Regions from separate parts of the Mus musculus genome. Here region 2 is linked to region 1. Evidence: chromatin loops called from intact Hi-C (ENCODE). Cell type or tissue: gastrocnemius. All regions are shown on one strand. Each heading gives the region's core, and the rest is flanking DNA. Links, peaks and the distances in the headings are about the cores only. Region 1 has its middle 67 kb from the start of Gm51600. Region 2 has its middle 12 kb from the start of Gm51595.

What was found. A loop is a pair of places that touch in the nucleus more often than their neighbours do. Peaks named below come from ENCODE experiments on the same cell type or tissue, not always from the same donor. Only the 100,000 strongest peaks of a DNase experiment are listed, where the experiment ranks them.
Region 2: it touches region 1 in a loop (8-fold over the local background); 19 of 42 quality-filtered maps call a loop at or near these places.

The regions. Positions count from the first base shown.
Region 1 is chr8:55,599,652-55,615,461 of GRCm38, forward strand. No RefSeq gene overlaps it. Among named protein-coding and RNA genes, the nearest start is that of Gm51600, 67 kb to the left of the region's middle. In gastrocnemius, for the core only: no CTCF peak of the experiment used is centred there; no DNase peak of the experiment used is centred there.
Region 2 is chr8:55,468,979-55,484,788 of GRCm38, forward strand. No RefSeq gene overlaps it. Among named protein-coding and RNA genes, the nearest start is that of Gm51595, 12 kb to the right of the region's middle. In gastrocnemius, for the core only: no CTCF peak of the experiment used is centred there; no DNase peak of the experiment used is centred there.

The DNA.
Region 1 (15,810 bases), core at 7,547-11,546:
TGGTTGTTTTGTTCCCACTTCTAAGGAGGGGCATAGTGTCCACACTTCAGTCTTCATTTTTCTTGAGTTTCATGTGTTTAGCAAATTGTATCTTATATCTTGGGTATCCTAAGTTTTGGGCTAATATCCACTTATCAGTGAGTACATATTGTGTGAGTTCCTTTGTGATTGTGTTACCTCACTCAGGATGATGCCCTCCAGGTCAATCCATTTGCCTAGGAATTTCATAAATTCATTCTTTTTAATAGCTGAGTAGTACTCCATTGTGTAAATGTACCACATTTTCTGTATCCATCCCTCTGTTGAGGGGCATCTGGGTTCTTTCGAGCTTCTGGCTATTATAAATAAGGCTGCTATGAACATAGTGGAGCATGTGTCCTTCATACCGGTTGGGACATCTTCTGGATATATGCCCAGGAGAGGTACTGAGGGATCCTCTGATAGTACTATATCCAGTTTTCTGATGAACTGTCAGACTGATTTCCAGAGTGGTTGTACAAGCTTGCAATCCCACCAACAATGGAGGAGTGTTCCTCTTTCTCCACAACCTCGCCAGCATCTGCTGTCACCTGAATTTTTGATCTTAGCCATTCTGACTGTTGTGAGGTGGAATCTCAGGGTTGTTTTGAGTTGCATTTACCTGATGATTAAGGATGTTGGACATTTTTTCAGGTGCTCCTCTGCCGTTCTGTATTTCTCAGGTGAGAATTCTTTGTTCAGTTCTGAGCCCCACTTTTTAATGGAGTTTTTTGATTTTCTGGAGTCCACCCTCTTGAGTTCTTTATATATATAAAGGATATTAATGCCCTATCTGATTTTGGATAGGTAAAGATCTTTTCCCAATCTGTTGGTGGTCTTTTTGTCTTAATGTCGGTGTCTTTTGCCTTGTAGAAGCTTTGCAGTTTCATGAGATCCCATTTGTCAATTCTCGATATACAGCCCAAGCCATTGCTGTTCTATTCAGGAATTTTTCCCCTGTGCCCATATCTTCAAGGCTTTTCCCAACTTTCTCCTCTATAAGTTTCAGTGTCTCTAGTTTTATGTGAAGTTCCTTGGTCCACTTAGATTTTGCCTTAGTACAAGGAGATAGTAATGGATCGATTCACATTCTTCTAAATGATAACAACTAGTTGTGAAAGCACCATTTGTTGAAAATGCTGTCTTTCTTCCACTGGATGGTTTTAACTCCCTTGTTGAAGATCAAGTGACCATAGTTGTGTGGGTTCACTTTTGGGTCTTCAATTCTATTCCATTGGTCTACTTGTCTGTCACTATACCAGTACCATGCAGTTTTTATCACAATTGCTCTGTAGTAAAGTTTTAGGTCAGGCATGGTGATTCCACCAGAGGTTCTTTTATCCTTGAGAAGAGTTTTTGCTATCCTAGGTTTTTTGTTATTCCAGATGAATTTGCAGATTACTCTTTCTAATTCATTGAAGAATTGATTTGGAATTTTGATGGGGATTGCATTGAATGTGTAGATTGCTTTTGGCAAGATAGCCATTTTTATAATGTTGATCCTGCCAATCCATGAGCAAGGGAGATCTTTCCATCTTCTGAGATCTTCTTTAATTTCTTTCTTCAGAGACTTGAAGTTTTTATCATACAGATCTTTCACTTCCTTAGATAGAGTCACACCAAGATATTTTATAATATTTGTGACTATTGAGAAGGGTGTTGCTTCCCTAATTTCCTTCTCAGACTGTTTATTCTTTGTGTAGAGAAAGGCCATTGACTTGTTTGAGTTAATTTTATATCCAGCTACTTCACCGAAGCTGTTTATCAGGTTTAGGAGTTCTCTGGTGGAATTTTTAGGGTGACTTATATATACTATCATATCATCTGCAAAAAGTGATATTTTGACTTCCTCTTTTCCAATTTGTATCCCCCTGATCTCCTTTTGTTGTTGAATTGCTCTGGCTAGGACTTAAAGTACAATGTTGAATAGGTATGGAGAGAGTGGACAGCCTTGTCTAGTCCCTGATTTTAGTGGAATTGCTTCAAGCTTCTCACCACTTACTTTGATGTTGGCTACTGGTTTGCTGTAGATTGCTTTTATCATGGTTATGTTGCTGTAGATTGCTTTTATCATGGTTATGTATGGGCCTTGAATTCCTGATCTTTCCAAGACTTTTTTCATGAATGGGTGTTGGATCTTGTTGAATGCTTTTTTCGCATTTAACTAGATGATCATGTGCTTTTTGTCTTTGAGTTTGTTTATATAATGGATTGCGTTGATGGATTTCCGTATATTAAACCAACCCTGCATCCCTGGAATAAAACCTACTTGGTCAGAATGGATGATTGCTTTAATGTGTTCTTGGATTCGGTTAGCGAGAATTTTATTGAGGATTTTTGCATCTATATTCATAAGGGAAATTGGTCTGAAGTTCTCTATCTTTGTTGGATCTTTCTGTGGCTTAAGTATCAGAGTAATTGTGGCTTCATAGAATGAGTTGGGTAGAGTTCCTTCTACTTCTATTTCATGGAATAGTTTGTGCAGAACTGGAATTAGATCTTCTTTGAAAGTCTGGTAGAACTCTGTACTAAATCCATCTGGTCCTGGGCTTTTTTTGGCTGGGAGACTATTAATAACTGCTTCTATTTCTTTAGGGGATATGGCACTGTTTAGATCGTTAACGTGATCCTGATTTAACTTTGGTACCTAGTATCTGTCTAGAAATTTGTCCATTTCGTCCAGGTTGTCCATTTTTGTTGAGTATAGCCTTTTGTAGGAGGATCTGATGGTGTTTTGGATTTCTTCAGGATCTGTTGTTATGTCTCCCTTTTCATTTCTGATTTTGTTAATTAGGATGTTGTCCATGTACCCACTAGTGAGTCTAACTAAGTGTTTATCTATCTTGTTGATTTTCTCAAAGAACCAACTCTGCGTTTGGTTAATTCTTTGAATAGTTCTTATTTCCACTTGGTTGATTTAACCCCTGAGTTTGATTATTTCCTGTTTTCTACTCCTTTTGGGTGAATTTTCTTCCTTTTTTTCTAGAGCTTTTAGATGTGTTGTCAAGCTGCTAGTGTGTGCTCTCTCCAGTTTCTTTTTGGAGGCACTCAGAGCTGTGAGTTTCCCTCTTAGAAATGCTTTCATTGTGTCCCATAGGTTTGGGTACGTTGTGGCTTCATTTTCATTAATCTGTAAAATTCTTTAATTTCTTTCTTTATTCCTTCCTTGACCAAGGTATCATTGAGAAGAGTGTTGTTCAGTTTCCACGTGAATGTTGGCTTTCCATTCTTTATGTTGTTTTTGAAGATCAGCCTTAGTCCATGGTGGTCTGATAGGATGCATGGGACAATTTCAATATTTTTGTACCTTTTGAGGCCTGTTTTGTGACCAATTATATGGTCAATTTTGGAGAAGGTCCCGTGATCTTTCCATTGGTGAAAGTGGTGTGTTGAAGTCACCCACTATTATTGTGTGAGGTGCAATGTGTACTTTGACCTTTACTAAAATGTATTTAGTGAATGTGGCTGCCCTTGCATTTGGAGCATAGATATTCAGAATTGAGAGTTCCTCCTGGAGGATTTTACCTTTGATGAGTATGAAGTGTCCCTTCTTGTCTTTTTTGATAACTTTGGGTTGGAATTCGATTTTATCCAATGTTAGAATGGATACTCCAGCTTGTTTCTTCAGACAATTTGCTTGGAAAATTGTTTTCCAGCCTTTCACTCTGAGGTAGTGTCTGTCTTTTTCCCTGAGATGGGTTTCCTGTAAGCAGCAGAATGTTGGGTCCTGTTTGTGTAGCCAGTCTGTTAGTCTATGTCTTTTTTTGGGGGGGAATTGAGTCCATTGTTATTAAGAGATATTAGGGAAAAATAATTGTTGCTTCCTTTTATTTTTGTTGTTAGAGTTGGCATTCTGTTCTTGTGGCTGTCTTGTTTTAGGTTTGTTGAGGGATTGCTTTCTTGCTTTTTCTAGGGTATGATTTCCATCCTTTTATTGGTTTTTTTCTGTTATCATCCTTTGAAGAGCTAGATTCGTGGAAAGATAATGTGTGAATTTGGTTTTGTCATGGAATACTTTGGTTTCTCCATCAATGGTAATTGAGAGTTTGGCCCCGTATAGTAGCCTTGGCTGGCATTTGTGTTCTCTTAGTGTCTGTAAAACATCTGGCCAGGCTGTTCTGGCTTTCATAGTCTCTGGTGAAATGTCTGGTGTAATTCTGATAGGCCTGCCTTTATATGTTACTTGACCTTTCTCCCTTACTGCTTTTAATATTCTATCTTTATTTATTGCATTTGTTGTTCTGATTATTATGTGTTGGGAGGAATTTCTTTTTTGGTCTAGTCTATTTGGAGTTCTGTAGGCTTCTTTTATGTTCATGGGGATCTCTTCCTTTGGGTTTGGGATGTTTTCTTCTATAATTTTGTTGAAAATATTTGCTGGCCCTTTAAGTTGAAAATCTTCATTCTCATCAACTCCTATTATCCATAGGTTTGGTCTCATTGTGTCCTGTATTTCCTGGATGTTTTGAATTAGGATCCTTTTGGGTTTTGTATTTTCTTTGATTGTTGTGCCAATGTTCTCTATGGAATCTTCTGCACCTGAGATTCTCTCTTCCATCTCTTGTATTCTGTTGCTGATGCTCACATCTATGGTTCCAGATTTCTTTGCTAGGGTTTTTATCTCCAGCATTGCTTCACTTTGGGTTTTCTTTATTGTGTCTACTTCCCTTTTTAGGTCTAGTATGGTTTTGTTCATTTCCATCACCTGTTTGGATGTGCTTTCCTGTTTTTCTTTAAGGACTTCTAACTCTTTAGCAGTGTTCTCCTATATTTCTTTAAGTGAGTTATTAAAGTCCTTCTTGATGTCCTCTACCATCATCATGAGATATGCTTTTAGATCCAGGTCTAGCTTTTCTGTTGTGTTGGGGTACACAGGACTAGGTGGGGTGGGAGTGCTGCATTCTGATGTTGGTGAGTGGTCTTGATTTCTGTTAGTAGGATTCTTATGTTTGCCTTTCGCCATCTGGTATTCTCTGGAGCTAGTTGTTATAGTTGTCTCTGGTTAGAGCTTGTTCCTCAGGTGATTCTGTTAGCCTCTATCAGTAGACCTGTGCGACTAGATCTCTCCTCTGAGTCTCAGTGGTCAGAGCACTCTCTGCAGGCAAGCTCTCCTCTTACAGGAAAGGTATACAGATATCTGGCCTTAGGACCTCCCTCCTGTCCGAAGACGAAGGCCCAAAACAGGACCTGTCCCAAAGCTGAGTTGCTTTGGCCTGTCCCAGAAGCTGTTAGCTTCTGTATTCTACACTCTCACCTGTGCAGAATATTCTCGGAGGAGGGCTGGAACCAAGATGTCTGCAGCCGATGCTCAGGCAAAGCGCTCCTGGGCCGGGCGAATCCCTATCCTCTGGCCGGGAAAGTGGCCCGCTGTCTGGGGCCCGAAAAGGGGGCTGCCTTAGAAGCTCTGTGGCTCCTGCCTTTCCCAGAATCTTTTAGCTTCTGTATTCCATACTCTTACCTGTTCAGAATACACTCGGCGGGGTCCTGGAACCAAGATGTCTGCTGCTGATGCACAGGCAAACGCTCCCGTGCCGGGTGGACCCCTTTCCTCTGTCCAGGAAAGTGGTGGATGTCTGGGGCCTCTTGACTTAAATTCTTAAGGTTTAATGGTGAGACTTGCAAAGCTTAAAGATTATAGTTCAAAACCTGTGATAAACCTGAAATTTCAGGCTGTAGACACTCTGATGGAGGGTTTTTGTTCTGGAATTTAAGTACTGAGTGTAGTTGTTGGTTTTTTTCTATTTTCTCAGCTCTTGCAGCAATGGGAAGCAGCAGGTACCAGCAGGCACAGCGGGGTTTACTTGCTAGTGTTAGAAGAACTTTCTCTATTAAGTTTGTGTTTTCATTCAGCTTACTATTTCCCATTTAAACATGCAGTTGATTTTATTTTGTCCAATGTCTGCTTGCCTAATGTTTAAATGACTAGGGAATATTCATGTTTTTGAGCTGTACACTCTAGATTCATAATGCTCCTAAATAATATTGAGATATATATCCTAGAGTTGGGCAGTGCTTTGTGCTTGGCAACACAAAGATAAACATATCTCATATTAAGATTTGAGAAAATTCTCTCTATATAAAATAGTTTGCTGATCAGAAAAGACCTGATTTAAAAATTGTTACTTTATTCAGAACTCTATCTGAGGATGTAATCAGTCTGGGTGAGTCATAATATCCCTGCATAAATAATAGACAGAGGAACGAAAGCAAGATGGATGATAGTTAATAGAAGTCATCATTCATGTGTTTAGAATCCTTGAGAGGGGATAACAATGATGTAAGACTAAGTGAGAAATAGATCTAATCCTATCTGTAATCATTTTCAAAAGTTGTAGATGTTTTTCCTGACCTATAGTATGAACTTCAATGTTCAGATTAGACTTTAATGAACACTCAGTTAAAAGTATTTTTTTTTCAAACTTTGCTAACTGAAAGGAACATTATATTGTCTTTGAAACTAATTTGGACACAGTGAAAAGGAAAAAAATCCTAAATTATCTTTTAAAGTCTTTGATATCTTCTCCAATAAAAAACTGATGTGAAATATAGGTCATATATTACTGCTCAAATTTTTCTCATGTAAAACTGTCCTTGTACATCTGCACAAAAAAAAAAAAAAAGAATGTACTTTGCTCCTACCCACTATGTTTTAGGGAATGCAGACAGCTATATGCCCAGCAATAATGCAGCAAAAATATGGTCAAATTAAAATTTTAAAGTATAAAATGAAAAACAGTGTTCAGGATCTTGGGTTCGAACTCTGCAGAGGGTCCAAAGGTCCCCAGAGGACTCTCCACACCATAGGCACCCTAGCACACCCAGGATCTTGAGATCATTGGTGAGTGGAGTGCAAAAACCCATAGGGTTTTTTGCCAGCAGGAACAGGGACAAAGAAAACCCACCCTACCATTGGCTGGGGTTCATTCTGGACAGTGCTAGCACCAAGCCACTTTGGGCACAATCTCGGCAGGCCCTAGCGCACGTAGGATCTTGGGATCACTGAGACAAATCTACTTAGGAGAGCAAATGGGCATCAGAAGCAGCAAAGTTTCTTGGACAGGGTCCCTTCGGGCCTTCATCCTCAGCCAGGAGTGATACATAGCTGGGATACAGTCACCTGGAGACCTTCCCTCCCAGAGGAGAATTGGCCTCCAGGGAGGGCTCTGACCCTGGGACTCAGGAGGTGGATCTGAGCTAGCTTATTGTCTGTGCATAGAAAGAGGGAGATCTCTGGATTCCTTTGCTGTGTTTAAAAAAGAGGTGAGAGAATTTCAGGACTCAAAGGGAGGGACTTTAGATGAAATGCCCTACAGTGAGGAGAGGGAACTTGTAAAGCCCTCCTCCAGCAGAAAGACAGGGCACCAAGTGAGGAAGATCAAGTGTCATTCCATAATCAAAACTCTTGACTCCTAATTGTTCTTGTCTGTAAGAACTGCAGGGACAGAAATAGAGAGAAGCCTGAGGAAAGCAAGGTCCAGTGACAGGCCCAAAGTGGGATCCAGCTCAAGGGGAGGCCCCAAGGCCTGACACTATCACTGAGGGTATGGAGTGCTCACAAAAAAAGCGGTCTATCATGACTGCCCTCTGAAAGACCCAACAAGCCACTGAAATAAAATATTAAGGCAGACCAATTAGAATAAAACATGACATTTCAGTGGAGACACAAAAAGCCAGAAAGTCCTGGACAGAGGATCTATAGGTTCTAAGAGACCATAGTTGCCAGCCTAGCATACTATTTACCAAAATATCTATCTATCTATCTATCTATCTATCTATCTATCTATCTATCTATCTATCTATCCATCCATCCATCCATCCATCCATCCATCTATCTATCTATCTATCTATCTATCTATTTATCTATCCACCTATCTATCTAAAAATTCAGCCTTACAAAAGTCTTAGAAGAAAAACTTCAACCCAAAGAAGTTAACCACATCCAAGAAAATGCAAGGAATAGATAATCCCCAACCATCAAATCAGAGGAGGAGAAACACACACACACACACACACACACACACACACACACACACACTTAATGCCACCAACACCATTACTACCATTACCATCACCATAAAACAAAATAAGAATACTTAACTAACACTGCTCATTGAGATTATTTTCAATATCAGTGATCTCAATTTCTCAATAAAAAGACACAGACTAACAGAATGAATATAAAAGCAAGATCCACCCTTTTGCTACATCCAAGAAGCACAACTTAATATTAATAGTACCAAAGATATAAATAGACATTCCAAGAAAAGAATTTAAGAAGTAAGTTAGAGTAGCCATTGTAATATTTGACAAAATAGACCTAAAACCAAATACAATCAGAAGAGGTAGAGAAGGACATTAAATACTCATCGAAGGAAAAAAAAAAAAAAAAACTACCAAGAAGACATGACAATTCTTAGTATGTATGAACCAAGCATAAGTAAAAGAAAGTTCATGAAATAAATACTACAGTAACATAAATAAATTACATAGTGAGCCTCAACCACTAATAGTGCAATGCTTCAATATCCCACTCTTGCCAATATACAGGTCACCCAGACAAAAACTAATCAGAGAAACTCTGGAGCTAACTGATGCTATAAATCACATGGACATAACATATATTTGCAGCACACTTTGGTCCCTTCACCACTATAGCATACCTTCTTAGCACCTTGTAGAGGACTCTCCAAATTGACCACATAATCAAACATAAAGCAAGTGTCAACACATAGAACAAAATTAAAATAATAACCTCCATCTTATCAGATGACCATGGATTAAAGCTGGATAGCAAGAATAAAACATCAATGGAAAGATTACAAACTCATGAAAACTGAACAATTCACTACTGAATAAAATCAGGTAAAGGTAGAACTTAATAAATTGAAGACTTTGAAGAATTAAATGTATATGATACACAGCATACCCAAACCTATGGGTCACGATGAAGGTAGTTTTATGAGGCATGCTCTCAGCATTCATGCCTACATAGAGTGAGGGGGAGTGTGTGTGTGTGTGTGTGTGTGTGTGTGTGTGTGTGTGTGTGTGTGTGTGTGTGTGAGAGAGAGAGAGAGAGAGAGAGAGAGAGAGAGAGAGAGAGAGGAAGAGAGAGATCCCACGCTAGTAATTTAACATCACACCTGAAAGCTCTGGAACCAAAAGAAGAAATCAAGATTAAAAGTAGATAACAATAAAATAATAGTAAATAGAGGGCTAAAATAAACAGGCTAGAAAGAACAACAACAAACACACTCACACACAAACCACAAAAATATAAAGAACCAATGATGTAAAGTGTTGGCAAATATTTTGAGAAATTCAAAAAGATTGACAAACTCTTATCTAAGTTAGCTAAGAGTTGGAAACAGATTAGCTAAAGTAATAAAATTAGAGATGAAACAGAGAGCTTAACCTTTGACATCAAAAAAATAGATAATTATAAGGACATAATTTAAAAACCTGTATTCCATCAAATTGGAATATCTAAAAAGAAATGGTTAATGTTCTCCATGCACACCACCTACTAAAGTTAAATCAAAATCAGATAAGAAATGTATACAGGCCTATAACCCATATTTAAAAATAAGTACTAATTAAAAGACTCCCAATCAAAAACTCTTCAGAGCCATGTAGTTTAATTGCAGAATTCCACTGGACTTTCAAAGAGGAGCTCATTCCATAATGCCTCAAATTTCTCAACAAAACAGAAACAGAAGACACATTGCTCACTTCTTTTTATGAGGCCACATTTAGCCTGATACCTAAATTGCATAAAAACTAAGAGAAAGAGAATTACAGACCAATTTTCCCTGATGAGCACAGATGTATACTGTTTTCAGTAAAACACCCAAAAATCTAATTCAAAGACACATAAAAAACATTGTAAACCATGCTCAAGTTGATTTCATACCACAGATAAAGAGATGGTTCAAAATTGTAATGTAATAAACATAATCTACCATATAAACAAACTGAAAGACAAAAAACACATGATCATCTTCCTAGAATCAGCAGAGTCCTTTATCAACATCAAAAACTACTTCCTGATAAAATTCTTAGAAAGATTAGACTTAAAATGGACACACCTCAACATAATAGCAGCAGTTTACAAAAAGCTCATCGCTACCATCAACTGAAATGGGGAGAATCTCAAAGCAAGTTTGGAGAGAAAGAAGAACATACATTTTTTGATGGTAGACAACATAGTAGTGTGTATATATATATATAAAACCTTGAAAATTCCACTACAAGAGTCCTACAACTGAAATACACTTTCAGCAGTATATAAATTAACAGAAAATTTAGCAGCCCTCCTGTATACAAATAAGAAACAGACTGAGAAAGAAATCAAGAAAACAACACTTTTCACAATTGCCTCAAGTAATCTTAAAATATCTTGGGATAACTCTAAAAAAGTGAAAGAATTGTATAAAAAAAAATTTAGGATATTGAAGAAAGAAAGTGAAGAAGATATCAGAAGTTGGGAAGAATTTTTTCTGTTCATAGATTGTTGGATTAATATAGTAAAAATGGCTAACCTAGCAACAGCAATTCAAACACTATCCATAAAATTCTCATAAATCTCTCTCCAGATCTTGGTAGAATAATTTTCATCTTCGTACGAGTACACACACACACACACACACACACACACACACACCAGCCAAAATTAAACAGACAAAATGAAACAAAATAAATGAAAATGAAGACTAAAACCAACCAACCAACCATTCTACCAAAAACAACAACAGGAAAGAAAAATCCATCCTCAATAATAAAATAACTTTTGGAGTTATCACAATACTTTATTTTAAGCTATATTACCAGATACATTGATACATTGATCAAAGAGATCAAATTGATAAGTCATATGTAAATCCACATATGTATGGATACCTATGTTTTGATAATGAAGTCTGAAATATTCCCTACGGGGGAAAAAAAAGACACATTCTCAATTGAACGGTGTTAGTCAAACAGGATAGTGGTGTGTAGTGAATCCAAATAGATCTATATTTACCATCTTTCACAAGACTTAAGATTAGATGGTTCAAAAACTGCAACATAAAAACAGATACACTGAACCTGATATAGGAGAAAGAGGGGACTAGCCTGGAATTCATTGGCATAAGGAAACACTGTTAGCACAGTCACTGTAATCAATAATAAATTGATCTCTAGAAGCCCTTCAGAGTCCTTAAGCAAAGCAATTTCTTATGGAATAGGAAAAAAAGTTTTACCAACCACACATCTTAGGGAGGGCTAATATCTAAATTATATGAAGAACTTATAAAAGCATATATTAAGAAAATAAGTCATCCAATAAACAATGGGGTAAAGATCTAATCAGAGAATTCTCACAAGAGGAAACTCAAATGGCTGAGAAACGCTTGAAATGTTCAATATCCTTAGTTGTCAGGGAAATGCAAATCTAAGCTATTTTGAAATTTAATCTTACACCCATAAGAATAGCTAAGATAAATAAAACAAGTGACAACTTTACTGGGGAGGATGTGGAGTAAGGGGAGTACATACTTGTACAGCCACTATGGAGATCACTGTGACAGTCCCTCAGGAAGCTGCAAATAAATCTACCTCAAGATATACTTGCTTAATCATGTTCATTGCCTTTCTAGTCATAGTAGGCAGAACTTACAAACTACCCATATGCATATCACAAGATGGATAAAGAAAATGTACATTTTCACAATGCATTATTACTCAGCCCCTTAAGAAAAATGAAATCATGTATTCCCATCTAATTGGATGTAGCTAGAAAACATCATACTCAGTGACAGGATCAAAAAGACAAGTATGGTAAGTATTTAATTACATGTGGACATGAGCTAGTAAGTCAATGACAACCAAGTTACAACCAGTAGAACCACAGAGGATATGTAATATGTATGGCATTGGGAGTAGGGAGGTAAGAAATAAATAAAATAGTTAGGTATGGCTGGGAGTTGGGCTGGAATGGGAGGATCATGTCTAGAAGAGGGTGAGAGAGGGAATATAGGGAGGGTAGCTGAAATTCAAAGCTATTTCAGGTTAGTATTGAAGTTTAATACAGTAGAAGTATGCTAAAGTATATACATATATGAATAGTACTTAAAATCATGTGCCAAACACTGGAGGATACAGCTCTCACTGGCCATCCCTTGTCTCCAAAGGAAGCTTTCAGTATCTTGATTGGGTTATATCTAATTGATTTGTCTAAAGTGGTTCCATGGGACCTCCCTCCACCCCCAAACATCCCAAATTGTTGCCAAGACAATAGATTGTGCTCCACAAGCTGATACCCAGGCTCCTTTGCTGAAAGAAGTAATCTACACAATTCATTAAACATGAAGAAGTTGAACTGGTGATTAAATAGAGTATTTTCACCTACATGGTAGAGTTTTGGGTACAGGAAGAGACTAGACATGATCCCAAAGGATAAATGTAAATTCAAACCCAGCCATGAATCCTTAAATCTATATTACTGTCCTCATGTCAAGATATGTCAGCACAAAGCTTGTAGAAGTAAAAAATATCTTAGTGAAGGCCCACCCTACAAGGTTATTCCATTTCAACATGGCTTGAGTGACCAAGAACTTGAGACTAGATAGCTTATGGACCTAGGATAAAATAAAAGAGTAGTATTCTGAACAAAAGTAATAAAAAATAGGAACAAAATGACTTTTAATGACATTTTTCTATACTCATATATTTGTGCTTTCTTAGCCAAAATCAGGGTAATTTTCACCTGAAGGGTACAGGAATAAATACAGAGACCCACAGTCAGACACTGCACAATGAATTTGTGACCTTGTAACACACATTTCTGAAAGAGATGTCCTCATCAAATCCCTGGCCTCAAGGCTCAGGGAACCCAATGAAAGAGGTGGCAGAAAGCATATAATAGCCAGGTGGGTGAAGGATACCACACAAGCATGGTTTTTTAAATCAATATGATAGGCCAACCTATGAACCCACAGAGATGGAGGTAGCATGCCCAGAGCCTTCAAGGTTCTGTACTAGATGAGGATCAGCGATGAAAAGAGAAGTGAACATATGCATCCTTGCCTAGCCCAGAAGTGATTGTCAATTGGTAACTATTTGCAAATAAACATTTAGTTCCCTCTAAGGGAGTCTCAGTGTAGAAGTAAAGTACTCTTTAAAAAAAAAAACTTTTATTTGTTTATTTATTTATTTACACTCCAGATTTTATTTCCCTCACCCCCTCTCCCCAGCCAACCTTTGACTGTTCCACCTCCCACACCTCCTCCCAACTGACCTGTGCCTATCACTCATCTTTAACTCAACCAGACTTCTAAACTCCCTGGGGCCTCCAGTCTTTTGAGGGTTAGGTGCATCTTCTCTGAATGAACCCAGACCAGGCAGTCCTCTGTAGTATATGTGAGGGGGGTCTCACATAAGCTGGTGTGTGCTGCCTGGTTGGTGGTCCAGTGTTTGAGAGATCTCAGGGGTTCAGATTAATTTAGACTGCTGGTCCTCCTACAGGGTTGCCCTCCTCCTCAGCTTCTACCAGCCTTTCACTAATTCAAACACAGGGGTTAGCAGCTTCTGTCCATTTGTTAGGTGCAAATATGTATCTGACTTTTACAGCTACTTGGGTCTTTCAGAGTGTGGTCATAATAGGTCCTTTTATGTGAATACTCCATAGACTCAGTAACAGTGTCGGGCCTTGGGACATCCCCTTGAGCTGGATGCTACTTTGGGCCTGTCACTTGACCTTTTCTTCAGACTCCTCTCCATTTCCTTCCCTGCAATTCTTTCAGACAGGAACAATTATGGGTCAGAGATTTGACTATGGGATAGAAACCCCATCCCTCACTTGATGCTCTGTCTTACTGATGGAGGTGGGCTCTATAAGTTCCCTCTCCCTACTGTCAGGGTCTTGTACCTCCCAGGTCTCTGATACATTCTGGTACTTCCCAACCTCCTACTTCCTGAGGTTGCCTGTTTCTATTCTTTCTGCTAACCCGCTTCAGTCCTTTTTCCCTCACCCAGTACCAGCTCAGGTTCCCCTCTTCCTCTACCCCCATCTACTTTCCCTCCCAGGTCCCTCCCTCCCTCCCCACTTGTGGTTGCTTTCTTCTCCCTCCCAAGTGGGACTAAGGTGTCCTCACCTGGGCCCTTCAGCTTGTTGACCTTTTTGATTTCTATAGACTGTATCTTGGGTATTCTGTAATTTTTTTTTTTGGCTATTGTCCATTTATTAGTGAGTACATACCATGCATGTCCTTTCTTCTGTGCTTGGCTAGCATAGATAGCCAATAGAAAAGAACAGCTATATTTTGGAGGTGCCTTGTCTCATTATGTTGTGTCAAGGCATTTTATTTTTTATTTAAAAAATCTTTATTTTTACTTGTTTTCTTCTTTGCTTTTAATGTATAGATAGTTTCCACATATATTATGGATACTGATTTATTGTTTGTCAGTGTTGTCTGAGTGTGAAATGAGTGAGTTCTTTTTTGACTTCCCTTGGGCTCTTTTCCTTCCAGTGTTTTTTTCTAATTCTAATGTATTAGTTTTTGTGTCACCTTATCTTATCATCATATTATACTGTATTTTATTATACTCTGTTAATCATTATTATCAACTAGATGCCTGCTTGTTTTCTAATGAGAGATAGAAAAGAGTAAATCTGAACTGGAGGACAAATTGGGGGAAGTGAAAGGAGTAGACAGAAGGGAAACTGTAGTCAGAATATATAATATGTGTGGGAGTTGTGGAGTCAATGTTGAGAAGGAAAGAGTGAATGGAGAGAGAGGTGCCACAAGCTGATGCCATTCCTTGAAGAGTCCTGAATGTTGTACACATCATTAGATCTAAGATGGCTCCCAGAATATCAGTGAGTCAGCAAAAGGTTACCAAGGCCAGAGTAATAACTGCTTCTATCTACCTCAAGACCTAATGGGTGACAATGATCCTCCACCCCTCCTGAATTACCTTATCAGGCAGGGGGCATATGGTGGTGGTGACAGTATGGTTAGATAAAATTGGCCAAGAATTTAGGGACTTGGGATTACCTCAAACAATGTATATAAGCTTATGCACCAGGCAATAAATTCAGAATTCCACCACTCAGATTTCTCCAGGAGTCTGATTTTCAGAGATAAATCATCTGGCTCCATCATCTTTCCGCCTCCACCTCCATCCTCAGTCCTGTTCCCACATCTGGTGCCTGAATAGGGACTCCCAAAAGTTCTGTATGACAAAAAGCAGATAAGTAGACTTCTCCAAAGAAAATGGGCAATGCCAGCTCTCAGAGAAAGTGAAGTCAATTGAAGGTTTTGAAAGAATCCTTGGAGAGTAGACAGATGACATGTTCTAAAAAGATACTCAATACCTTTTATGAGAAAGTTCTGGACTTATGTCTATGGATGGTAGCAGGCACTATCTTGAGCTGCCTTGGTGATTCTGTACTAGATCCATAGCCAACGCCAGTATTGCTTTGCAAATTCTGGGTCTGACTCCCAATAGCTCCTCCATAAAGCTCAGAGGGCACAGCTGCCTCTGTATATAATGAGGTAGCCAGCTGATCCAGCAGATTTTGCTGCGTCAGACAGACAGACGTTGAAAATCAATGTGGAGTGAAATCATCTCTACCAGCATTTCCAGGAATCTTACATCCTCCCGTGGGAAGTGGTCCCTCACAGAGAACCTGGGAAACTTACTCTTATGGAGGGGCTGCAGAAATATAGAAAACAGTTGCTGAGAATGGGCTATATTCTCTGTTTGTGGAGCAGATGGTTGAATCCAAGGCAATGACTCTGAATAGCCTAC
Region 2 (15,810 bases), core at 5,546-9,545, 130 kb before region 1:
CCCTGCATAAAAAAATAGACAGAGGAGCAAAAGCAAGATGGATGAGAGTTGATAGAACTCTTCATTCATGTGTTTAGAATCCTTGAGAGGAGATAACAATGATGTAAGACTAAGTGAGAAATACATGTTAAAGATCATTTTATAAAATGCCTTATATTTCAAAAACAGAAAATAATGATATAAAATATCTCCTTTAAACAAAAATCTGTTCGTAAAAATTGTATGAAGAACACAGGTGGTGCTGTTTTATGTAGGATATCTATGCAAATTCTTAAAAAAGTTACCTACCTCTCAACATTATTTTAATGACAAGAAAAAACATAAATTGATAATTTTTTATAATTTTTATTAGGTATTTTCCTCATTTACATTTCCAATGCTATCCCTAAAATCCCCCATACCCTCTTCCCCACTTCCCAACCCACCCACTCCCACTTTTTGGCCCTGGCATTTCCCTGTACTGGGGCATATAAAGTTTGCAAGTCCAATGGGTCTCTCTTTCCAGTGATGGCCGACTAGGCCATCTTCTGATACATATGCAGCTAGAGTCAAGAGCTCAGGGGTACTGGTTAGTTCATAATGTTGTTCCACCTATAGGGTTGCAGATACCTTTAGCTCCTTCGGTACTTTCTCTAGCTCCTCCATTGGGGGCCCTGTGATCCATCCAATAGCTGACTGTGAGTATCCACTTCTGTGTTTGCTAGGCCCCGGCATAGTCTCACAAAAGAGAGCTATATCTGAGTCCTTTCAGCAAAATCTTGCTAGTGTGTGCAATGGTGTCAGTATTTGGAAGCTGATTATGAGATGGATCCCCGGATATGGCAGTCTCTTGATGGTCCATCCTTTCATCACAGCTCCAGACACTGTCTCTGTAACTCCTTCCATGGGTGTTTTGTCCCCAGTTTTAAGAAGGGGAAACGTGTCCACACTTGGTCTTCATTCTTCTTGAGTTTCATGTGCTGAGCAATTGTATCTTGTATCTTGGGTATCCTAAGTTTCTGGGCTAATATCCACTTATCAGTAAGTACATATTGTGAGAGTTCCTTTGTGATTGTGTTTCCTCACTCTGGATGATGCCCTCCACGTCCATCCATTTGCCTAGGAATTTCATAAATTCATTCTTTTTAATAGCTGAGTAGTACACCATTGTGTAAATGTACCACATTTTCTGTATCCATTCCTCTGTTGAGGGGCATCTGGGTTCTGCAATCCCACCAACAATGGAGGAGTGTTCCTCTTTCTCCACATCCTCACCAGCATCTGCTGTCACCTGAATTTTTGATCTTACACATTCTGACTGGTGTGAGGTGGAATCTTAGGGTTGTTTTGGTTTGTATTTCCCTGATGATTAAGGATGTTGAACATTTTTTCAGGTGCTTCTTTGCCATTCAGTATCCCTCAGGTGAGAATTCTTTGTTCAGCTCTGATCCCCATTTTTAATGGGGTTATTTGATTTTCTGGATCCCACCGTCTTAGGTTCTTTATATATATTGGATATTAGTCCCCTATCTGATTTAGGATAGGTAACGATTCTTTCCCAATCTGTTGATGGTCTTTTTGTCTTGTTGACTGTGTCTTTTGCCTTGCAGAAGCTTTGCAACTTCATGAGGTCCCATTCATCGATTCTCGATCTTACTGCACAAGCCATTGCTGTTCTATTCAGGAACTTTTCCCCTGTACTCATATCTTAGAGGCTTTTCCCTACTTTCTCCTCTATAACTTCCAGTGTCTCTGGTTTTATGTGGAGTTCCTTGATCCACTTAGATTTGGCCTTAGTCCAAGGAGATAGGAATGGATCAATTTGAATTCTTCTACATGATAACTGCCAGTTTTGCCAGCACCATTTGTTGAAAATGCTGTCTTTTTTCCATGGGCAGTTTTTGCTCCCTTGTCAAAAATCAAGTGACCATAGGTGTGTGGGTTCATCTCTGGGTCTTCAAATCTATTCCATTGGTAACTCTGGAGATAGAAACCCTAGGAAAGCAATCAGCAAACAGAGATGAGAGCATCAGCAACAGAATACAAGAGATGGAAGAGAAAATCTCAGGTGCAAAAGATTCCACAGAATACATGGGAACAACAATCAAAGACAATGGAAAAATGCAAAAAGATCATAACTAAAAACATCCAGGAAATCCAGGACACAATGAGAAGACCAAACCTAAGGATAATAGGTGTAGATGAGAATGAAGATTTTCAACTTAAAGGGCCAGTAAATATCTTCAACAAAATTTTAGAAGAAAACTTCCCTAACCCAAAGAAAGAGATGCCCATGAACATACAAGAAGCCTACAGAACTCCAAATAGAGTGGACCAGAAAAAAATTTTCTGACTTGTAGTAATCAGAACAACAAATGCACTAAATAAAGACAGAATATTAAAAGCAGTACAGAAAAAAGATCAAGGAACATATGAAGGCAGATCTATTAGTATTACATCAGACTTCTCACCAGAGACTTGAAAGCCTGAAGTTCCTGGCCAGATGTTATACAGACACTAAGAGAACACAAATGCCAGGCCAGGCTACTATACCCAGCCAAACTCTCAATTACCATATGTGGAGAAACCAGGGTATTCCATGACAAAACCAATTTGACACAATATCTTTCCCTGAATTCAACCCTTCAAAGGATAAAAAGGGAAAACTACAACGCAATGAGGGAAAATAATGCCATAGAGCAAGCAAGAAAGTAATACTTCAACAAACCTAAAAAAGATCTGCAAGAACAGAATCCCAACTCTAACAACAAAAATAAAAGGAAGCAACAATTACTTTTCCTTAATATCTCTCAATATAAATGGACTTATTTCCCCAATGAAAAGACATCAACTAATAGACTGGCTATGTAAACAGGACCCAACATTTTGCTGCATACAGGAAACCTACCTCAGGGACAATAACAGATACTACCTCAGAGTGAAAGGCTGGAAAACAATTTTCCAACACCAACACTTTCACCAATGGACAGATTGTGGAAACAGAAACTAAACAGGGACACAGTGAAACTAACAGAAGTTATTAAAGAAATGGATTTAACAGATACCTACAGAACACTTTATCCTAAAATAAAACGATATACCTTCTTCTCAGCGCCTCATGGTACCCTCTCCAAAACTGACCATATAATTGGCCACAAAACCGTCCTCAACAGATACAAAATTATTCAAATTATTCCATGCATCCTATCAGATTGCCATGGACTAAGGCTGATATTCAATAACAACATAAATACTAGAAAGCCAACATATATATGGAAGCTGAACAATACTGTACTCAGTGATAACTTAGTCAAGGAAGAAATAAACAAGGAAATTAAAGACTTTTTAGAGTTTAAAGAAAATAAAGCCACAACATACCCAAACTTATTGGACACAATGAAAGCATTACTAACAGTAAAACTCATATCTCTGAGTGTCACCATAAAGAAACTAGAGAGAGCATACAGCAGCAGTATGACAGCATTCCTAAGAGCTCTAGAACAAAAGGAAGCAAATTCACCCAGTAGGAGTAGACAGCAGGTAATAATAAAACCTAGGGATGAAATCAACCAAGTGGAAACAAATAGAACTATAAAAAAAATCAAGCAAACCATGAGCTGGTTCTTTGAGAAAATCAACAGGTTATATAAACCCTTAGTCCGACTAACTAGAGGGCACAGTGACATTATGCTAATTAACAAAATCAGAAATGAAAGAGGAGACATAACAGCAGAACCTGAAGAAATCCAAAACATCATCAGATCCTACTACAAAAGGCTATACTCAACAAAACTAGAAAACCTGTATGAAATGAACAATTTCCTAGACAGATATGAGGTGCCAAGGTTAAACCAGGATCAGATTAAAGATTCAAACAGTCTCATTTCCCCCTAAAGAAATAGAAGCGGTCCTTAATAGTCTCCCAAAGTAAAAAATCCAAGACCAGATGGGTTTAGTGCAGAGTTTTTTCAGACCTTCAAAGAAGACCTACTTCCAATTCTCCTCAATCTAATCCACAAAATTGAAACAGAAGGTACTCTAACCAATTCATTCTATAAAGCCACAATTACTCTGATACCTAAATCCCATAAAAAAACAAACAAAAAAAAGTGAGAGAACTTTAGACCAATTTCCCTTATGAATATTGGTGCAAAAATACTCAATAAAATCCTTGCAAACCGAATCCAAGAACACATAAAATGATTATCCATCATCATCAAGTAGGCTTCATTCCAGGGATGCAAGGATGGTTTAATATATGGAAATCCATCAACACAATCCACTGTATAAACAAACCCAAAGACAAAAACCACATGATCATCTCGATAGATGCTGATTCTCAGCTAGTAGCCAACATCAAACTAAATGGAGATAAACTTGATGCAATCCCACTAAAATCAGGGAATAGACAAGGCTGCCCACTTTCTCCCTAACTATTCAATATAGTACTTGAAGTCCTAGCCAGAGAAATTACACAACAAAAGGAGATCAAGGGGATACAAATTGGAAAGGAAGAAGTAAAACTACAACGATTTGCAATTGATATGATAGTGACCCTAAAAATTCCACCAGAGAACTCCTAAATATAATAAACAGGTTCAATGCAGTAGCTGGATATAAAATTAACACAAACAAATCTGAAGCATTTATCTACACAAAGTTTAAACAGTCTGAGAAAGAAATTAGGGAGACAACACCCTTCACAATACTCACAAATAATGTAAAATACCTGAGTGTGATTCTAATTAAGGAAGTGAAACATCTGAATGATAAGAACATCAAATCTCTGAAGAAGGAAATTGAAGAAGATCTCAGAAGATGGAAAGATCTCCCATGCTCAAGGATTGTCAGGATTAATAGAGTAAAAATGGCTATCTTGCCAAAAGCAATCTACAGATTCAATGCAACCCACATCAAAATTCCAACTCAATTCTTCACCCACCTAGTTAGAAAGGGCAATTTGCAAAATCATCTGGAATAACAAAAAACCTAGAAAAGCAAAAACTGTTCTCAAAAATAACAGAACCGCTGGGATGGTGGCGCAAGCTTTAATCCCAGCACTTGGGAGGTAGAGGCAGGTGGATTTCTGATTTCGAGGCAGCCTGGTCTACAAAGTGAGTTCCCGGACAGCCAGAACTATAGAGAAACCCTGTTTCGAAAAACCAAAAAAAAAAAACAAAAACAAAAACAAAAACAAAAAACAACAACAACAACAAAAAAAACCAGAACCTCTGGTGGAAACACCATGCCTAACCTCAAGCTGTACTACAGAACAATTGTGATAAAAACTGCATGGTACTGGTACAGTAACAGACAGGTTAATCAATCGAATAGAACTGAAGACCCAGAAAGGAACTCACACACCTATGGTCACTTAATCTTTGACAAGGGAGAAAAAACCATCAAATGGAAAAAAGACAGCATTTTCAACAAATGGTGCTGGCACAACTGGCAGTTATTATGTAGAAGAATTAATCCATTCTTATCTCCTTGTACAAAGCTCAAGTCTAAGTGTATCAAAAACTCCATATAAAACCAGAGACACTGAAACTTATAGAGGAGAAAGTGGGGGAAAAGCCTTGAAGATATGGGCACAGGGGGAAAATTCCTGAACAGAACAGCAATGGCTTGTGCTGTAAGATCGAGAATTGACAAATGGGACCTCATAAAATTGCAAAGCTTCTGTAAGGCAAAAGACACAGTCAATTAGACAAAAGGCCACCAACAGATTGGGAAAGAATTTTTACCTATCCTAAATTTGATAGCAGACTAACATCCAATATATACAAAAAAAAAAAAAAAAACTCAAGAAGATGGACTCCAGAAAATTAAATAAGCCCATTAAAAATAAAATGAGGTACAGAGCTAAACAAGGAATTCTCAACTGAAGAATACCAAATGGCTGAGAAGCACCTGAAAAAATGTTCAACATCTTTAGTCATCAGGGAAATGCATATCAGAACAACCCTGCGATTTCACCTCATACCAGTCAGAATGGCTAAGATCAAAAATTAGGTGACAGCAGATGCTGGAAAGGATGTAGAAAAAAAGGATTACTCCTCCATTGCTGGTGGGATTTCAAGCTGGTACAACCACTCTGGAAAAGAGTCTGGTGATTCCTCAGAAAATTGGACATTGTACTACAGGAAGATCCAGCAATACCTCTCTTGGGCATATATCCAAAAGATGTTTCAACTTGTTATAAGGACACATGCTCCACTATGTTCAAAGCAGCCATATTTATAATAGCCAAGAGGTGGAAAGAACCCAGATGTTCCTCAACAGAGGAATGGATACAGAAAGTATGGTACATTTACACAATGTAGTACTGTTCAGCTATTAAAAACAATTAACTTGTGAAATTCTTAGGCAAATGAATGCATCTGGAGGATATCATCCTAAGTAAGGTAACTGAATCACAGAAGAACTCACATTATATGCACTCATTGATAACTGGATATTAGCCCAGAAACTTACAATACCCAAGATACAATTTGCAAAAAAACATGAAAATCAAAAAAAAAAAAAAAAAAAAAAAAGGAAGACCGAAGTGTAGATACTTTGTTCCTCCTTAGAATGGGGAACAAAATACACATGGAAGGAGTTACAGAGACAAAGCTTGGAGCTGAGGTGGAAGGAAGGACCATCCATAGACTACCCCACCCAGAGATTCATACCAAAATCAGCCACCAAACCCAGACACTATTGCATATGCCAGCAAGTTTTGCTGACAGGCCTTAAAGAGCATTCTCTTGTGATGCTATGCCAGTGCCTGGAAAATACAGAAGTGGATGCTCACAGTCATCTATTGGATGGAACACAGGGCCCCAGTGGAAGAGCTAGAGAATATACGCAAGAAACTGAAGGTGTCTGCAACGCTATAGGAGGAACAACAATATGAACTAACCAGTACCACCAGAGCTCATGTCTCTAGCTGCATATGTATCAGAAGATGCCCTAGTCGGCCCTCATTGGGAGGAGAGGCCATTGGTCTGGCAAAGGTTATATGCCCTAGTAAAGGGGAATTCCAGGTCCATGAAGTGGGAGTGGGGGGGTTGGGGAGCAGGGCGGGTGGAGTGTATAGGGGACTTTCAGGATAGCATTTGAAATGTGAATGAAGAAAATATCTAATAAAAATTGTTTAAAAAATGGTGTTCAGAGGGAATTTGAAGGAAAAGAATTTCTTGTAGAAAGGAGATTCATCTTTGAGTGTCTTACTGGATTTTAAATTAGTAGTTGAGTTCTGTGGACTGTATCTTGGGAAAGGTTAAAAAGCTGAAATCTCCAAGTGAGGATGCTTCAGTTCCACTTGGGAGAGAGAAGAAAGCAACTACAAGTGGGGAAGGAGGGAGAGACCTAGGAGGGAAAGTGGACAAGGTGGGTGTGGAAGCTGATCTGGTATTGGATGAGGAAAAATGATTGAATCCCTGAGGGCCAGCTGAGAAAATAGAAACAGGCCACCTCAGTAAATAGGAAGTTGGGCAAAGGGTGGGTGGGTGAGTGAGTGGGCTTCCAGAATGTACCAGAGACCTGGGAGGCAAGAGAATCTCAGGAATCAAAGGGGGGGGGGACCTTAGATGAAATGCCTGACAGTAGGGAGAGGGAACTTATAGAGCCCACCTCCAGCAGGAAGACTGGGTATCAAGTGAAGAATGGGGTTGCCATTCCACAGTCATATCTCTGACCCATAATTGTTTCTTTATGAAAGAATTGCAAGATGGAAATGGGGAGGAGTCTGAGGAAAAGAAGGTCCAGTGACAGACCCAAAATGGGATCCAGGTCAAGGGGAGGTCCCAAAGCCTGACACTGTTTCTGAGGGTATGGAGCACTCACAAAAAGGGACCTATCATGACTTCCCTCTGAAAGACCCAACAAACAGCTGAAAGAGTCAGATGCAAGTATTTTCCCCCAACCAACGGTCCAAAGCAGCTGACCCCTGTTGTTGAATTATGGAAGGGTAATAGAAGCAGAGGAGAAGGGTGACCCTGTAGGAAGACCAGCAGTCTCAATTAATCTGAACCCCTGAGATCTCTCAAACACTGTACCACCAAAGATACAGAATACACCAGCTGATATGAGGCCCCCCAACACACATACAGTAAAGGACTTCGGGGTCTGTGTTCATTCAGAGATGATGCACCTAACTCTCAAGAGACTGGAAGCCCCAGGGAGTTTATAGGTCAGGTGTGGTGGGGGTGAGGGCATCCATATGGAGACAGGGGCTGTAGGGAGGAGGTGTGGGATGTGGAGCCACTGAATTATGGATGGGGGGAAGGGAATGGTATATGGAGTGCAAAAATAAATTAGTTTGAAAGAAAATTTGTAGTTGAATAATAGTGTGGAAATCTGGAATTTATGTAAGTAAACATATTCCAAATCCCAGAGAGGAAACTTTATCAATCACAGATTCTTAAACAGTGGGTCATGTGCTGCAGAAAAAAATAGCAAAAAAATGATGTTAACTGTCAAGTTCTGCATGGCTGTAGAAAGGAAGGCATGACACAGTTTGTTGCCCCTAGAGCAGAGCTGGCATGACTTGGGCCTTCATGAGTACTGAAGGTTGGTGTGGGTGTGGGGATTGTTTGTTTAATAATGTAAATAATTAATTTATGTCCCGTCTTTGGGAGATGTTCTTGCTGCCAAGGCTGTAAGGGAATTTGCCCCCACCAAAGTTAATGACACCATGATAATTAGAAGCAGCAAAAGTTCAGGAACTGAGGGTGTGTCAAGTGTTCCCTAGAAAAATGGTAAATGCTGTGACCATTAGTACAGCCCATAAAGATATGGGAAAGCACTCTTAAAACATGGGTTCATGAACATATAATTTATTTGCTATGCAAAATATAAGTTTGCAATATGAATTGCATGAGGGACTTCACACATGTAAAAAAAAAAAAACAAGGGAACTGCACTAATGAGTCAGCTTGTCAGATACAATGGCAGGCAGATTTCTGAGTTCTAGTTCGGCCTGGGGAGGAGTGAATTTAGCCCCAATTGTGATGGGATGTTTATATCAGAGTCAGATCCCACACAGCTAGCTATTGTCTGTGCTTAGAAAGAGGCAGCTCTCTGGATTCCTTTGCTGTGTTTAAAAAAGAGGTGAGAGACTTTCAGGACTCATAGGGAGGGCCTTTAGATGAAATGCCCTACAGTGAGGAGAGGGAACTTGTAAAGCCCTCCTCCAGCAGAAAGACAGGGCACCAAGTGGGGAAGATCAAGTGTCATTCAACAGTCAAAACTCTTGACACCTAATTGTTCTTGTCTGAAAGAACTGCAGGGACAGAAATAGAGAGAAGCCTGAGGAAAATAAGGTCCAGTGACAGGCCCGAAGTGGGATCAAGTTCAAGGGGAGGCCCCAAGGCTTGACACTATCACTGAGGGTATGGAGTGCTCACAAAAAGGTTTCTAACATGACTGCCCTCTGAAAGACCCAACAAGCTGCTGAAATAAAATATTCAGGCAGACCAATTAGAATAAAACATGACATTTCATTGGAGACACAAAAAGCCAGAAAGACCTAGACATAGGATCTGTAGATTCTAAGAGACCATAGTTGTCAGCCCAGCATACTATCTACTAAAGTATGTATGTATGTATGTATGTATGTATGTATGTATGTATGTATGTATGTATCTATGTATCTATCTATCTATCATCTATCTATCTATCTATCTATCTATCTATCTATCTATCTATCTATCTATCTATCTATCTAAAAATTCAGCCTTAGAAGAAAGTCTTAGAAGAAAAACATCAACCCAAAGAAGTTAACCACATCCAAGAAAATTCAAGGAATAGATACTCCCCAACCATCAAATCAAAGGAGGAGAAACACACACACACACACACACACACACACACACACACACACACACTTAATGCCATCAACACCATTACTATCATTACCATCACCATAAAACAAAATAAAAGTACTTAACTAACACTGCTCATTAAGATAATTTTCAATGTCAGTGATCTCAATTTCCCAATAAAAAGACACAGACTAACAGAATGAATATAAAAGCAGATTCACACTTTTGTTACATCCAAGAAGCACAACTTCATATTAATAGTACCAAAGGTTTAAATAGACATTCCAGGAAAATAATTTAAGAAGTAAGTTGGAGTAGCCATTTTAATATTTGACAAAATAGACCTAAAACAAAACACAATCAGAAGAGGTAGGGAAGGATACTAAATACTCATCAAAGGAAAGTCCCATTGCTGCCAGCATCATTCCAGAGACTCCCTCCAGTAGCCAAGCCTGGTTGGAATGGGATCTTGCCCAGGAGACATTTTCCTCTCAGCAGGATCAAGAAGACTCAGCTTGGGGGTGGGAGCTCAGGAAGCAGCACAGAACCCAAGTCTATTCAGGTTGCAGGCCTGCAGCAGGACCCCAGCAGAAGAGCACTGGAACAAGAGATGGTGCTCACTGCCAGGCTGGCAAGGACAAAGTTGGGCTTGGGCAGCCAGAAGAGAAGTCCTGGCCCCAGGGCCACAGGTGCAAGGAATCCTACAGCCAGCCTGAGGCCCCCAGAGTCCTGCAGCTTCAGGGGTCCCAAGAGGAGAGGCTGCAAACTGTCATAGGCCGCCTCCAAAGCACAAGAGCCAAGAGGCCTCAACCCAGACAGACGATGATGGTCTCCTTCATCACCGAGCTCAAGAGCCCCAGCCAACAAGGACAGCCAGGACCCACTGGGGCTGCCTCTGCCCAAAATATGCACAGTCTTCCTGAGGCTCCTGCCCATCCTCCAGCCCAGAGGGCTTCCTGCCTTCTCCTTGGAGAAAGAGGCACCAAAAAGGGCCCTGCTAAAAGACCTGCTCCTCTCATGGCCAAGGCCCTGAAGGACTACAGAAAGTGCTTCTATAAAAGGTGAACCCCAGATGATTTCCACCACCAGAAAACCTGCAACTGAGACTTGGATTGACTGGACACACAGGCGCTTCCCTCCAGGGACTGCCACATGGTACACCCTGGGTTTAGGGCTCCGGGCAGACTTCCCAGCAGCTAATCTTGGCATTCTCACTGGACTTCTTTACAGAGTTTTCCACACCTTAACTTTTGTCCCATGTCAATTCTCAAAACATCTTCAAAAATAAATCAATATCTCTCCCCCAATCAACTTTGTGGGTTTATCTCTACATTACTTGGGAAGGATTAATACCCATGGACATAGATACAGTTTAGCAGTTGGACAAAGAGACTAACAGTCTGTCTGCTGACAGTTTTGCAAAGATACACGTAGGATCAGAGATGGAAGAACAGATACCTAGAGTCACAAAGAAAAGTAGGCACATCAATATGTTTCTGGAAGTCTGGCAGTAGACTTGACATCAGTGCCCACAAACCAGTAGGAATCAAGGCAGTTTGTGTGTGTGTGTGTGTGTGTGTGTGTGTGTGTGTGTGCCTGTGTGTGTGTGTAGGAGTGGGTGGAGTGTGCAGGTGTATGTGTGTGCATGCATGCACTCATGTGTGTGTGTGTTTTTATGGGTATGTGTCTGTGTGTGTGTTCATGTGTGTGTGTGGTACTAATATTTGTATGTGTGTAATGAAGAAAAGGAAAGTTACATGAGTACAGAGAGGCAGAGAGAGAGAGAGAGAGAGAGAGAGAGAGAGAGAGAGAGAGAGAGAGAGAGAGAGAAAGAGAGAGAGAGAGAGAGAAAGAAAGAAATAACTTGCCTATAGCATCGAGAACAAAACTGAAACAAGGTTCCCAGACATTGTCTCTCCTTAGGGTAAGAGCTCAGATGGATTGGCACTTAAACTTAAAGCATGCTTTAGAGAGTCCTAGGGATGCAAGCAATGACACGTGTTGGTGTCAGCAAAAGCCAAGGGGAAAACCAGCAGTATACCCACCAATTGTATAGTGAGTATTGGGTAATCACACATAGTGTGTAAAGGAGAGAGAGAAAAGAGAGATAAAATATTGATAGTGAGAAAAAGAGAGAAGGCATGAGCCAGAGAAGCAGGCAAAGGTCCAAAGAGGATGAATTCAAGGCAAGGTGCAGATAACCCTAGACACAGAGGCACAGAATCCCATCTACAACCCTGAAATACAAAGGTGTGGCTGTGCACCTGGTTCTATGCACCTGTGTGGACTTCCATTGGCTACAAGGTTGTGGGAAGAAGCAGCAAGAGGCTTGCAGCAAACAGGTGCCTCCAATAAGTTTTCCTACAAAGGAAAGGAATTTGCCCTAAGGAGGTTCAGTGGGTGGAGGTCACATGGCCGGGTCGCCATTTTGCAGTATGAGGAAATGTATGAGGAGAACAGATTCCATCCTGTTTTGTTTGTTGGTTTACTTAGTTGGTTTTGGTGTTGGTGTTGGTGTTGGTGTTGGTGTTGGTGTTGGTGTTGGTGCTGGTTGTGGTTTTGCTTTTGGTTGGTTGATTGCTTTATTTCATTTACATAGATAGATAGATTGATAGATAGATAGATATGTAAATTTTTTCCATCAGGTCTTTGTTTGGAGGCCTACAGGAAACCTTGAGATTTGGCGACTGGGCGTGGCTTCCATGCCTGTGTGTGACAGCCATCTTGAGACTGGGCATGGGTGAGGTCCCACCTGTTAGTGGCAGTTATAAAAGGGGATGCCTGACAGAGGCAAGGGCTTCTAAGCTGTGAGCTTCTGTCTGTAGGTGTTCTCTCTCTGCTCAGGAGAGCACACACCGGACTAGAGGCAGGTCACAAGGTGAGTCTGGCGTGCAGATCGAACCTAGAGAATCCAGCCCTGTCCTCGGGAGTGGTCATGGAGACTAGCTCCGAGGCAGGTGTTCTGCAGAAGCTGCTGGATCGCCTTTGCCAGGAGACCGACCCAGGAAAGATCTACAAAACGCTGAAGAAAATGTCTTCTCTTCCTTCTCTGTGTGACTGCCTTGCAGAGATTGGCTTCAGAGAAACCATCAAGTCCTTGAAGAAACAGCAGCTCCTCGTGCCCTTTGTAAAGGACTTAGTGGCCCAGTGGTCCACTGGGTTCCTGCTTGGACCCCACCCTGAGCAGGCCCGGCAGGACTTTGACTTGGAGAAGGGCCTCACAACGGAGGGCCGGAGCACCTCCCCAGAAGAGAAGCCCCAGGAGCAAGCATCCCAGGAAGTCCGCGGACATGGGAAAGAGGTTTTCCTTGGGCTTTGCAGCTGCTGCCCAGGCAGCAGCTCTTGCCTAAGCCAGAGCCGAAAATCGCACCAAAGGTCCAACCGTAGGGCACCTCACATTCGAAGCCCGCATCCAGGAGAAAACTGGAGCCCTGAGCTGCAGCAAGATGTCCAGAACCTGATGCACCTAGGAATGTCCAGGGCGAGCCTGGAGGAGCCTTGGCAGCAGGAAGGGGCCAAGCCCCTCTCCAGAAAGCCAGGGGCTGGGCCACAGGAGCCCACTGGGCTTGTGTTTGGTGGGCACAGAAAGTGCCAGCCACCAGGCAACTGGGAGCAGGAGGAAGCCCCTGGAGCTGGTTCCTCCTGGGCTTGCCTCAATTGGGAGTGCTGCTCTCCTTCCTCTTCGGAGCAGCCACGGGGCAAGAGGCAGAGGTGGGAACCCCCGTGTCCAGCCGAGGCCCAGAGTCCTCCTGCAAAGGTGCCTCGAGATGAGTCTGGAAGCTCCATGGATCTGAGTCCCATTGCTGCCAGCACCATTCCAGAGACTCCTTCCAGGAGCCAAGCCTGGTTGGAATGGGATCTTGCCCAGGAGACATTTTCCTCCCAGCAAGATCAAGAAGCCTCTGCTTGGATGTGGGAGCTCAGGAAGCAGCACAGAACCCAAGTCTATTCAGGTTGCAGGCCTGCAGCAGGACCCCAGCAGAAGAGCACTGGTAACAGAGATGGTGCTCACTGCCAAGCTGGCAAGGACAAAGTTGGGCTTGGGCAGCCAGAAGAGAAGTCCTGGCCCCAGGGCCACAGGTGCAAGGAATCCTACAGCCAGCCTGAGGCCCCCATTGTCCTGCAGCTTCAGGGGTCCCATTGGGAGAGGATGCAAACTGTCATAGGCCGCCTCCAAAGCACAAGAGCCAAGAGGCCTCAACCCAGACAGACGATGATGGTCTCCTTCATCACCGAGCTCAAGAGCCCCAGCCAACAAGGACAGCCAGGACCCACTGGGGCTGCCTCTGCCCAAAATATGCACAGTCTTCCTGAGGCTCCTGCCCATCCTCCAGCCCAGAGGGCTTCCTGCCTTCTCCTTGGAGAAAGAGGCACCAAAAAGGGCCCTGCTAAAAGACCTGCTCCTCTCATGGCCAAGGCCCTGAAGGACTACAGAAAGTGCTTCTATAAAAGGTGAACCCCAGATGATTTCCACCACCAGAAAACCTGCAACTGAGACTTGGATTGACTGGACACACAGGCGCTTCCCTCCAGGGACTGCCACATGGTACACCCTGGGTTTAGGGCTCCGGGCAGACTTCCCAGCAGCTAATCTTGGCATTCTCACTGGACTTCTTTACAGAGTTTTCCACACCTTAACTTTTGTCCCATGTCAATTCTCAAAACATCTTCAAAAATAAATCAATATCTCTCCCCCAATCAACTTTGTGGGTTTATCTCTACATTACTTGGGAAGGATTAATACCCATGGACATAGATACAGTTTAGCAGTTGGACAAAGAGACTAACAGTCTGTCTGCTGACAGTTTTGCAAAGATACACGTAGGATCAGAGATGGAAGAACAGATACCTAGAGTCACAAAGAGAAGTAGGCACATCAATATGTTTCTGGAAGTCTGGCAGTAGACTTGACATCAGTGCCCACAAACCAGTAGGAATCAAGGCAGTTTGTGTGTGTGTGTGTGTGTGTGTGTGTGTGTGTGTGTGTGTGTGTGCCTGTGTGTGTGTGTAGGAGTGGGTGGAGTGTGCAGGTGTATGTGTGTGCATGCATGCACTCATGTGTGTGTGTGTTTTTATGGGTATGTGTCTGTATGTGTGTTCATGTGTGTGTGTGGTACTAATATTTGTATGTGTGTAATGAAGAAAAGGAAAGTTACATGAGTACAGAGAGGCAGAGAGAGAGAGAGAGAGAGAGAGAGAGAGAGAGAGAGAGAGAGAGAGAGAGAAAGAGAGAGAGAGAGAGAGAAAGAAAGAAATAACTTGCCTATAGCATCGAGAACAAAACTGAAACAAGGTTCCCAGACATTGTCTCTCCTTAGGGTAAGAGCTCAGATGGATTGGCACTTAAACTTAAAGCATGCTTTAGAGAGTCCTAGGGATGCAAGCAATGACACGTGTTGGTGTCAGCAAAAGCCAAGGGGAAAACCAGCAGTATACCCACCAATTGTATAGTGAGTATTGGGTAATCACACATAGTGTGTAAAGGAGAGAGAGAAAAGAGAGATAAAATATTGATAGTGAGAAAAAGAGAGAAGGCATGAGCCAGAGAAGCAGGCAAAGGTCCAAAGAGGATGAATTCAAGGCAAGGTGCAGATAACCCTAGACACAGAGGCACAGAATCCCATCTACAACCCTGAAATACAAAGGTGTGGCTGTGCACCTGGTTCTATGCACCTGTGTGGACTTCCATTGGCTACAAGGTTGTGGGAAGAAGCAGCAAGAGGCTTGCAGCAAACAGGTGCCTCCAATAAGTTTTCCTACAAAGGAAAGGAATTTGCCCTAAGGAGGTTCAGTGGGTGGAGGTCACATGGCCGGGTCGCCATTTTGCAGTATGAGGAAATGTATGAGGAGAACAGATTCCATCCTGTTTTGTTTGTTGGTTTACTTAGTTGGTTTTGGTGTTGGTGTTGGTGTTGGTGTTGGTGTTGGTGTTGGTGCTGGTTGTGGTTTTGCTTTTGGTTGGTTGATTGCTTTATTTCATTTACATAGATAGATAGATTGATAGATAGATAGATATGTA